Linked DNA regions of Homo sapiens: region 1 is linked to region 2. The links are chromatin loops, found by intact Hi-C in ENCODE. Cell type or tissue: CD4-positive, alpha-beta T cell. All regions are shown on one strand. Each heading gives the region's core, and the rest is flanking DNA. Links, peaks and the distances in the headings are about the cores only. Region 1 has its middle 100 kb from the start of SNORA37. Region 2 holds the start of LINC01919 (long intergenic non-protein coding RNA 1919).

Region 1 (5,388 bases), core at 322-5,321, 550 kb before region 2:
TGCCACCATGCCCGGCTAATTTTGTGTTTTTAGTAGAGACGGGGTTTCTCCGTGTTGGTCGAGCTGGTCTCGAACTCCTGACCTCAGGTGATCTGCCTGCCTCAGCCTCTGAAAGTGCTAGGATTACAGGTGAGAGCCACCGCACCCGGCCAGAAAGAGGAAGATTTTTTTAGTGAGAGGAGGTGGGAGAAAATGTTAAAGTATGGAAAAGTGAGTGACATAAATTCACTGGGGGAAATAAGATGGTCTGTATGAATAACAGAGAGCAGGCCCATTTATTTGGAGCAGAGAATTCATAGAAGGTGGTGATGAGGCGGGTAGAAGAGGGACTGTAGAAGTTAGGAGGGTAGCTGAATGCCAAGTGGGAGCTGGAGAGAAATTTGTCAAACTGGAACATTTGGATTTTTTATTCAAGGCAATGAGGGACTGATATGGTTAGGCTTTTGGTCCCCACCCAAATCTCATCTTGAATTGTAGTTCCCATAATTCCCGTGTGTCATGGGAGGGACCAGGTGGAGATAATTGAATCGCGGCGGTGGTTTCCCTCATCCTGTTCTCATGACAGTGAATAAGTCTCATGAGATCTGATGGTTTTATAAAGGGCAGTTCCCCTGCACATACTCTCTTGCTTGCTGCCATGTAAGAGTAAGACGTGCCTTTGCTCCTTCTTCACCTTTCACCATGATTGTGAGACCTCCTCAGCCACATGGAACTGTGAGTCCATCAAACCTCTTCTTCTCTATAAATTACCCAGTCTCAAGTATGTCTTTATTAGCAGTGTGACAACAGACTAATACAGGGACCAATGACAGTTTTGACTGTAGTGATTTGCTCAAAACCAAAGAAATTATGCGTGTGTGTGTGCGTGTATATTTATTTATTTATCTTCTATTTATTTTTTGAGACAGGGTCTCTCTTGCCCAGGATGAGGTGCAGTGCTGCAATCATGGCTCACTGCAGCCTCTACCTCCTTGCCTTCAGCAATCCTCTCACCTCAACCTCCCAAGCAGCTGGGACTACAGGTGCATGCCAGCAAGTCAGGCTATTTTTTTTTATTTATATACATGGGGTCTTGCTATTTTGCCCAGGCTGGTCTCGAACTCCTGGGCTCAAGGGATCCTCCCACTTCAGTTTCCTAAAGTGCTGGGATTACAGGCATGAACAACCACCCCCAGCCTATATATTTTTAAGTTAAGGTTAACCTTGCAATATTTTCAGGATGTAGCAGGGAAAAGCTAGAAGTGCAACAGGAGATTGTAGCTATCTAGCCATAAGGTCATAGAATCTTCAGTGGGGTAGCGGCAGAGGAAATGGAAAAAAAAAAAAGATGTTTGCAAGATAATTTATGAAGGTGGGAAAAAAACCCAAATGTAATCTGGAGACTGTTTGCATCTGGGAGGTGAGCAACAGGGAAAGGAAGAATCCAGAAACACCTGAGGTTTGATACTGTGTGATTGGGAGGTGTGGCCCTACCATTAACAGAGAGTAAAAATGTAGGTAAAAATGTTTTATGAGAAGATACTTAAGCTGAAAAGATTTTTTAAATTTTGTTTTTTGACTTTGATGTTAAAAGTAATACACACTGATTTTAGGAAACTTAGTGCAGAAATTATGGATGAGAATTTTAGCATCTGATGATTTTGATATGTCTTATTCCTGGGATATTCCTAATGTCTAACTAATTCTGAAGGAATAGATGTAAAAAGCAGGTGGAGTGAAGTGAGGCCTGATTTCCATGTAAGTTTTAAGAATGGGTTGCCTTCTGTGTTGGGGAAGATATTTAACTTATAAAGTATGTTTATTTAAAATGTATTGGTCCCTTACTTTGTACCAGACATTGCGGAGGAAAAAGATTTTTAAAGTGGCATGGAAAAATCCAGAGGTGAAAACCTGTGGGACAAGTTTGGTATGAATGATGATAAGGAGTTCCGATACCCAAATGAAAAGCCCAATTGAAACATAGAAAACATGAACTCCCATGGTGGGAATAATTAACACAGTGAAGATGCTGACAGGTTCCTTGTATGTTTGAGGTTTAGACGATTGAAGATTCTCTGGGGTTTATTCTCTATGGAGCCTGGGTTTTTCCAGTCTTAACCAAACTATTTAGTTTCTTCCAGCCTTCTTCTGTTTCCTTTGTTCTTGATGTGTGTTCATTCATCAGAATTGTTGCTGCCTTATCAGCAAGAAAATTTACGTTGCATATTGGTAAGTCATGACAATGTTCCAGATGGTGCACAGGACTGATGGGACTTTCTTTATCAAGCCACATTAGCTTGCTCACAATAGTAGTCTAAATACTACTTGTCTGGCTCTTTCCTGTCCTGCAATTTTAGGATCTTCTAAAAGCCAGTTATTTCTAGCGATCTTCAGAGAGTATCTCATGCTGCTTATGAATATAATCCTGTCAGCCACCACAAGATGTTTCCATTTTCCTTCTCTTCGACAACATATCCTGACCTGTTCTGCCAAGGTCACTGGTGATGTGGTTCCCTGCAATGAATGGTGCCTTGTTTTTGGTTCTGGTGCTGCTGCTTGCTAAGCAGCTCTTGGTTACCAATATTTGCTCTTGGCCCCTGAAGTTGTGCTGTGCCATCCTTAAAGGGTCCTGTAGTTATTGCCCTGTGCTAAAACACTGACACTGTTGAGGCTATTTCATGTCCAGTGCCCTTGATGTGATGGTGCCATGCTGTGCTGACAGAGGAAGTGAGGGGACATCATTCCCCTAGCTTTGTGTCACACCCTCTTGGTTCCAGGGCAGTGCTACCTTCTGCTTCCATGATAACCCTGAAAATAAATCGGTTTTTATGAGCAGCTCTCAGCTTTCTAAAATTCTAGCAGAAGACCAGAGCTTCTTGGGCCAGAGGACAGTCTGAGTGAAGGATACGTGCTGTGCCCAAAATGATCCCTTGGCGTCTAGAACATTGTCATGTGACCAAGTGGATGGGCATAATGGCTTCCGCTTGAGCTCTTACCCAAGGCCTCTCCATTTCTCTGGTCTCTCATATCTCATACCTCTGCAGAGCCTACTCAACTAACTGAAAGACATACCCAGATGTGTCTTTTTCCTAGCATAACATGGTCAGTCAGGACGGAATCCGTACTCCTCTGGTAGTTCAGTAACGATGTTCCTCTAGTTGCAGGCAAATTTCTGTTGTGGAAACCAGAACAGCAAGCTTGAAGTGCTAATCCCATCTTTCCACTAGAGGGCAGATATGGCATATCTATTGAAACACACACAGGTTATGTTTTACAATAAAAACCACATTAGTAAAAAATGTCACCTAAAAATTATGTTCCTGTATCCTTCTCTGCATATCTTTAATATTTATGAGCATCTACAGTATATTAGTACATATAATATTGATATCTATCCTAAGTGAATGTGTATTCTTATAGTGGTTTTGTGCACACAGAAAGGGTATTTAGCAATAGAAATTGTTTTGTATACGCTGGTTTTCCTTTGAAGCATAAAATAGTCATCATACAAAAAAGAGATTTTAAGAAGAAATAAATGTAGAATTAATTGGCATGGCATGCCATTTGCAAGAATTTTTGCTCTTATATCCTACTTTTGCCTGATATATCTTTGAAAAAACAATTCTGATATACTGATTTTTTTTCAGCTTGTAGAATAGCGATCTGCAATTTCTAAGTGGCAATATTTTGATTTTGAATATTTTTTCTGCAATTTACTTCTACTGATTGGAAGTTAAATCCTTTTGAGTGTCATGATTGATTTGTGGTTTTAAGGAGTTCTCTAAACCATGTAGAAATGGGAGCCTTACAATGGCAATATGAGGTGTGTCTTCTTATGGATTACTCTGACTGTTGAGAAAACCAAGGTACAGAAATTATTCTGAGGCCCAGAGAGGGTGAAGTTCTTTATGTGCCTGTTTTGGGGCCATGGCTTTTAAAAAGTTGGTGCAATGGCTTATCCACAATTTTTCAGTTAAAGATGTGTTTCTAAAAATATAGAACTATAATCTCATAGTTAGTTTCAAAGTTGATACAGTGCTTAGAGCCTAGAGGTATTCTGGGGCTTAGGTACTCCTTTTGCCTTAGTTCAAAGGAAAAACTTAGCATATCCAGCACCTCTCTATTGTTCCAGAGACATCTCAAGAGAGGAAGAAGCCAGAGTAAAAGGCATTGCATTAATTTTTTTTTGAAAGAGTGAGCATAGGAGGCTCAGAGGAATGATATTGTGGGAGATCAAAGCTAAACCTTTGACCGTTCCCCAGTTACCCTGCTTTTTCACTGTTGTTGTGAAATAGGAAGACTCTGCTGGAAATGTTATGGTAGCCGACTCCCTGTACTAAACAGAGCGCCCCCTCCTACAGAAGAGAGGATGGGGATGGGAATGCGACATGAGAAAACAGGAGGAAACAGAAAACATTGTCTCAACGAGTCCCCCTTTTTTTCTGCCTGTTTCATCACTGATATGGTTTGGAAACCTCAAATATATTTTGCCTGGATATTCAAGTTGCTGATAAACTGCAGAGTACAACACATGCTTCTTGCCATTTATTTCGTCAGCTTAGCTTAGATCCTTGCTGCTTAAAGCGTGGTAAATGGACCAGCTGCATTGGCATCAGCACCCAGGAACTTGTTAGAAATGCAGAACCTTGTGCCTCACCCCAGACCGCCTGAATTAGAATCTGCATTTTAACAAAATCCAGGTGCTTTATGTATGAGTTAAATTTTGAAAAGTGCTGGCTTAGATAACACTTTCTGTTTTGTTTTTTACCTAAGGTTTCCTGGAGCAGAGACTGCCCCTCCTATTCTGACTATTTTCTGGGATACTGGTCTATTTGGTGCAAGTGATTCAGAACTAGAGCAACTGATCTCATGCACCTAATGACTAGACTGCACAGAAAGATGAAGTCTTCCAGCATACTCTTCAATATTACTTATTTATTTAACATAAATAGAAGGTGCAGTTTGTCGTTCATTAAGCAAACCTGACAAAACTCCAACTTACAAGACATACAATAGGGAAATGATTATTCACATTATAAGAGTCTCTGCTTTACAGAGACATTTTCCAAACTATTTTTTTAAATTGCCTTGAGGTACATTTGAAATAGAATTTGACTCAAATATTACTTCACAGTCCAGTTTTTAAGATGGCACATAACACATAAATTGAGACATGATTGTACAGATAGTAGTTTTGTGCACATTCATTATTAATAAATTTCTGAAAGAGCTCTTAACCAGTCTTCTCATTTCTTTTTCCCATTTCATCCTAATTTCTCTAAGTCTACATTCTGGTATCACTTCTTTTTATTCATCTACCAACCTATGTAACTCTATTGCTTCACATCCTTATGAAGCCAAAGACCTCACTGACATTGAATTAGCAGAGGAGACGCCTAAAGATGAATT
Region 2 (5,388 bases), core at 120-5,119:
TAATTCCTAAGTCCTTTTAACTTAGTAGAAGTATGGACATTAGACTTGAAAAAATACTTCAAAAAAGAGATCTTAAAGTGACCAATAAATATAAAAGGGCCTCAAATAATTAATAATCAAGGAAGTGCAGCAAACAGAAGAAAATTTCAACAAAATGTATATTTATATCTTAGAAGGCAAAAGAGCATACAGCACGTATAAAATCAAAATACTGTAAAAATGAACATTCAGAAACTGAGAAGATATTTCAGAGTTTGAAAGATCCTAGCAGAAAACCTTTAAAAAGAATATGTGGAAGATGAGTTGAAGAAAACATCTTCAAAATCAGAACGAAAAAGAAAAAGCTGAAGAGAATGAGAAAAGAGAAGCCATTCCCTGCCTCCCCCCATGATATCTAACATGAGTTGGATCCTTACTATTCTGAGCCCCTTATTATGAGGGTCTATGGTTTTTCCATTCTTGTTATGCATGAAAGGTAATATGGAGAGCTATATGTATTTTAACCTGCTCAATAATCAGCATGAAGATTTGGAAAAGGTTTCACCAATCAACACTCTTTCGTTGAAGGCTGTGTCTTCACTGCCTACAACAGAGGTTTCCAAACTTTTCCAGATTAGCTATTCATTTTCAAATTTTACTCATGTATTTTATGTACCAATATTTATGACTACCCTGAAATGTTATGTTTGCAATGATAAACTGCAAAATCTATGTAAATTTATACACAATGACTATCAGAGCTTCTGATAGTTATTCCAAAAATACTCATAATAGTAAAGCTCAATTGTTAGAAACATTAAAACCATATGCAAATTGCTGAATAAAAGACATGTTAGCCTCAGTTACATTATGTATAATATGAGGACATCCTGACTCATGGCAACACTGCAAATATTAAATGACTCAGCATCATCTTTGTCATTAGTTATTATAAGCATTAATTATTAATATTGTCATTATCGTTTCACATTCAATTGAGCTGATATAATTCTATGCCAGAGCAGAAAAAATTTAGTTTATCTGACAGAGGCTTCTTGTTGGTAACTGCTCAGTTTCTATTCTGCTTTTTCAAATAATGAAAGAGGTTCACTAGCCCATGTTAGCATTTTTGTATATTACTACTTATCTCCATACACCAGCTTGGAAATCACTTGCTAAATTAAGGAAATAAGGAAATCTTAAGATCTACTTTTAAATTGATGATTTATAGGGTTATATCAGAATACTCCTCTTTTTATTACTCCATTTAAATCAAATATAATATGCTTTTAAAGCAGAAATAAAACATATTCAATAAAAAACCTTGAATAATAGTGATATTATTTAGGTTGTGATTCAAGTTATAGGTAATTCACATAGATCTCCAGAATCATTTTTCTGCCTCATAATGGATATATAAAGTTATATGCATAAAATATGAGTAAGTTAATGCATCTGATATGGAAGTGGTGTGCTTGGTGTCCCACCAGAATATTTGTGAATAATTTTAAAAGATATTTCATTTTCAAAGCCTCCTGTTAACTGGAGGAAAGGAGAGGGGCTTCAACTGCAAATAGAGGGACTTAAATTAGTTATGAAGTCAAATGCCCAGATGAGAGGATGATTTAACACGGAAATGGGATTTTTGAGGAACCATGTTTTCCAGAGCCTTTACATAATGCTATTCCAGAGGCTAGAGATTTGTATATTCATTCTCCACTCTCAGATCCACCCTTTGGAGTCCTCCAAATACTAACGTATTTACCGGCATTGTGGATGTCATCGCCATATTCTTTCCAATAATTTCGTATCAAGCCATGATTCAAACCTCTGGTTTATTTCACTGCAAGTGGACCTTGCTTGAGAGCCATTAGAACGCATTTTTGGAACGGTTTATTATGGCTAGTGTTCCATTACTGGAATGCTAAACACAAGGGAGTTATTTATATCCTACTGCTCAAGGTCATCGCCAAGGTCTAATTGCAAAAATTCAAAAAATTGCAACCTCAGGCATAAATGGATTAAGGGAAAAGCCCGACAATTACACCGACTAGCCAACATCATAGGACTCCTGCAATCCAGGCCATCGCAGGCCAAGGTTTTTGAAGGAAGCCCTCAAAGAAAGGAAGACCCTTTTATTATCTGGATTCATGTGAGTTTGCCATTTTGCCATCTGGTGGTTTTCTGCTGTAATTACAACCATTTACCAGTTGACAGGGAAACAATTTCACCACAGACTTAATGAGACGAAGTCTTGTGATTTTGAGAAAAGGGAGGCAGCCATATATAATTATTCCAAGAGACATAATAAGAACGCCCAAAGAGAATTCTGATGTCTGTGGCATATGCTTATGATTGCAGTGATCCTAAAGGAAATCTAAAAGACTGAAGCTGACAGATACTACCATATGCTATAGTTTGAATGTATACCCCAGATCTCATGTGTTGAAAACTTAATCCCCAAATTCATACATTGATAGTATTTGGAGGTAGGGCCTTTGGGAGGTAATTAGGATTAGATAAGGTCATCAAGGTGGGGCTCCCATGGTGGGACTGATGGCTTTATAAGAAGAGGAGGAGGGAGCTGAGATGGCATACTCTTGCCCTTTCACCTTATGATCCCCTCTGCCATGTTATGATGCAACAAGAGGGCCTTCTTTAAATGCCAGCACCATGCGCTGGGACTTCTCAGCCTCTGCAACCATGAACTAAATACACTTAATTTTTCAAAAAAATAAATTGCTGTTTGTGGTGTTATGTTACAGCAACAGAAAACAGACTAAAACACCATATTACCGGATGCCACATAGATATTGCTTTCTGATGGTGTGTGTGTGTGTCTCTGGATGTGCAATGGATATCTTTGCATCAAGAAAACAGCTTGAGAAAGTGTTCTGACCTACTCTAGGAGAAAACCAAATAATAAGCATAATAAAAAATACCTCTTTATAAATACAAACATGCATAATTATGTCAAAATGCTTTCTACCTTAGTTGTAACTCTGAGATATCTAGTAAGACATCTATTTCTCAGCAGGGGCTCCCCAAAAGCCTAAGTCATAGTTAAAAGGGAAACTTAGCTAACCTGGACCCACACTTTAAAAATTCATAAGTTAAGTGATCTTTTGTTTCACCTTAATTTTTTATGATTGTTTTTGTTTTACCTCATTTTCAAGTTATTGCAGTATAACATCACAAAGAGAGTCTAGACATTTTACCTTTAGTCATTAGAAATCCCCATTATCTCCTGGTATCTTATGATTTTAAATTTCTGTTCATGGGACCTAATGACTATAAACAGAGTGAAAAATGCAGCTTTGAAGTCTGGAATTCCTCTGGGCTTTTTAGAAATGATTCCTTCTTTTAACCTGTGAAGAATCCCTCATTAACAGATCCATCCTGCAATATTTGAAAGGAACTTATAATATACCACCTACAGTGCCTTAAATTGCACCATTAGCAATTCAAAACATCTAGTTTGCCTGGGAGTGGGTAATGTGAGAGAGAGAGAGAGAGTGTCTGTGTGTGTGTGTGTGTGTGTGTGTGTTTGTGTGTGTGGAGTAAGGACACATTACAGAGAAACTTAATAATTTGTTCTGAAAATGACTGGTCGTGACTATAGAATGCCTGGGTAAACCCACGATCATGGATGGTGACCTCCCACTGTAGGCTTAAGTATTAATATCTATATAGGCTAGTATCAATTTTTATGTCTAAAAATTACTTTGTGTCTGAATTACATTTCTTTTCTCTTTTTTCTTTTTTGTTTTCTGAGCCAGAGCCTTGCTCTGTGGTCCAGGCTAGAATGCAGTGGCTCAATCTTGGCTCACTGCAAACTCCACCTTCCTGGTTCAAGTGATTCTCGTGCCTCAGCCTCCCAAGTAGGTGGGATTACAGGCCTGAACCACCATGCCAAGCTAATTTTTGTGTTTTTAGTAGACCTAGGGTTTCATCATGTTGTCCAGGCTGGTCTCGATCTCCTGACCTCAAGCAATCCTCCCGCTTCAGCCTCTCAAAATGTTGGGATTACAGACATGAGCCACCGCACCCAACCACTGAATTACATTTTTGTTTATGTTTTGTTCAAAGAATTATGTGTGTTCATTTGCTCAAGAGAAGTATTTTAATAGGAACAGTTGAAGAATGTGTGTGCTGGATGATGCCAGAAGTGTTTGTCTTCGACATTATCCATGGCCTGGAGAATCTTGAGAAGCGCTGATTTAGTCAGTTCTTCCAGCTTTCATCCTGCTGACTCCAGAGATACTTGTTTTCTTTTCTAGGCCAGTGGTTGTAGCCCACAAAGACAAATGTTGTTAGGAACTGAATGCATCAGAATCTGCCGCACATTTCACTCAGGAATTGGTGATCTTCTCTTTTTCCTTCTTTTCTCCAACAGTTGCTTATATTCCAAGATTTTTTTTATTTTATTTTGTTGTGCTATAGGGACTTGTATAATATTGTCTGCTCACTACTTCTTCCACCTTCTGAAACCAGCAGAGCATTTTTTGGGAAAATACTCCAGTGTCTTACCTCCTAACTCTAATCCAACCATGGTGAACACAATGCTGGGTGCCATGCTCTTATAGCCTCCATATTAGACCATAGTTGATGGTGCAAGGATAAGCACCTGACACACGGAGGACCTATCATAGCTGATGCTTGGAATGTTTGAGCTTAGGCATCTAGAGATAATACAAATCAATCCCTCTCTGACAATGGGTGGGAAGTCATGTTTGAGAGCTGGCAGCCATTGTATTTTCCAGCACATTAACGAAGCCAGTTTGCCACAGGAGAGTATGAGGTTGACCTTTCCAGAAAGTAGAAATAATTTTGCAGCGTTTCAATCCTAGATTCTGTTTGATCCTGAGGTAACTTACCTTTCAGCTGTTACAAAAGATAACTGTAATTTATTGTATATGTCCCTTAAATATATTTTTCATTTTTGGATAACTTTGTACAGTTTGAGTTGATGTCAGTGGACATGCAGAATGTTTCTGCTCTGGCAATTTTTTTCCACACATGTACATTGTAGAAAAGCCTTGGCAAGTCCATAGCTTCTGACATGGACCTGTGGTTCCCTTGTTTTCTCCTTAGAGGGCTAAAGAAGACATTTAAAAAATGGAGTAAATAGGCCAGGCATGGTGGCTCATGCCTGCAATCCCATCACTTTGGGATGCCAAATCAGGTGGATTACCTGAAGTCATGAGTTTGAGACCAGCCTGCACAACATGGTGAAACCTCGTCTCCACTAAAAATACAAAAATTAGCCAGGCATGGTGGCATGTGCCTGTAATCCCAGCTACTCGGGAGACTGAGGCAGGAGAATTGCTTGGACTCGGGAGGCAGAGGTTGCATTTAACTAAGATAGCACCATTGCACTCCAGTCTGGGCAACAAGAGTGAGACTCCA

What was found. Peaks named below come from ENCODE experiments on the same cell type or tissue, not always from the same donor. Only the 100,000 strongest peaks of a DNase experiment are listed, where the experiment ranks them.
Region 1: it touches region 2 in a loop (24-fold over the local background); 62 of 110 quality-filtered maps call a loop at or near these places.

What each region holds. Positions count from the first base shown.
Region 1 is chr18:54,117,467-54,122,854 of GRCh38, reverse strand. No RefSeq gene overlaps it. Among named protein-coding and RNA genes, the nearest start is that of SNORA37, 100 kb to the left of the region's middle. In CD4-positive, alpha-beta T cell, for the core only: CTCF peaks have their summits at 3,007 and 3,206 (motif pointing right); a DNase peak (open chromatin) is centred at 3,184.
Region 2 is chr18:53,564,907-53,570,294 of GRCh38, reverse strand. All of the region lies in intron 2 of LOC124904304, which reads left to right. LINC01919 (long intergenic non-protein coding RNA 1919) reads right to left here and starts at 1,848. Exons shown (of 6, transcript NR_110798.1): 1 at 1,745-1,848. RefSeq lists an enhancer at 2,804-3,660. In CD4-positive, alpha-beta T cell, for the core only: a CTCF peak has its summit at 2,129 (motif pointing left); no DNase peak of the experiment used is centred there.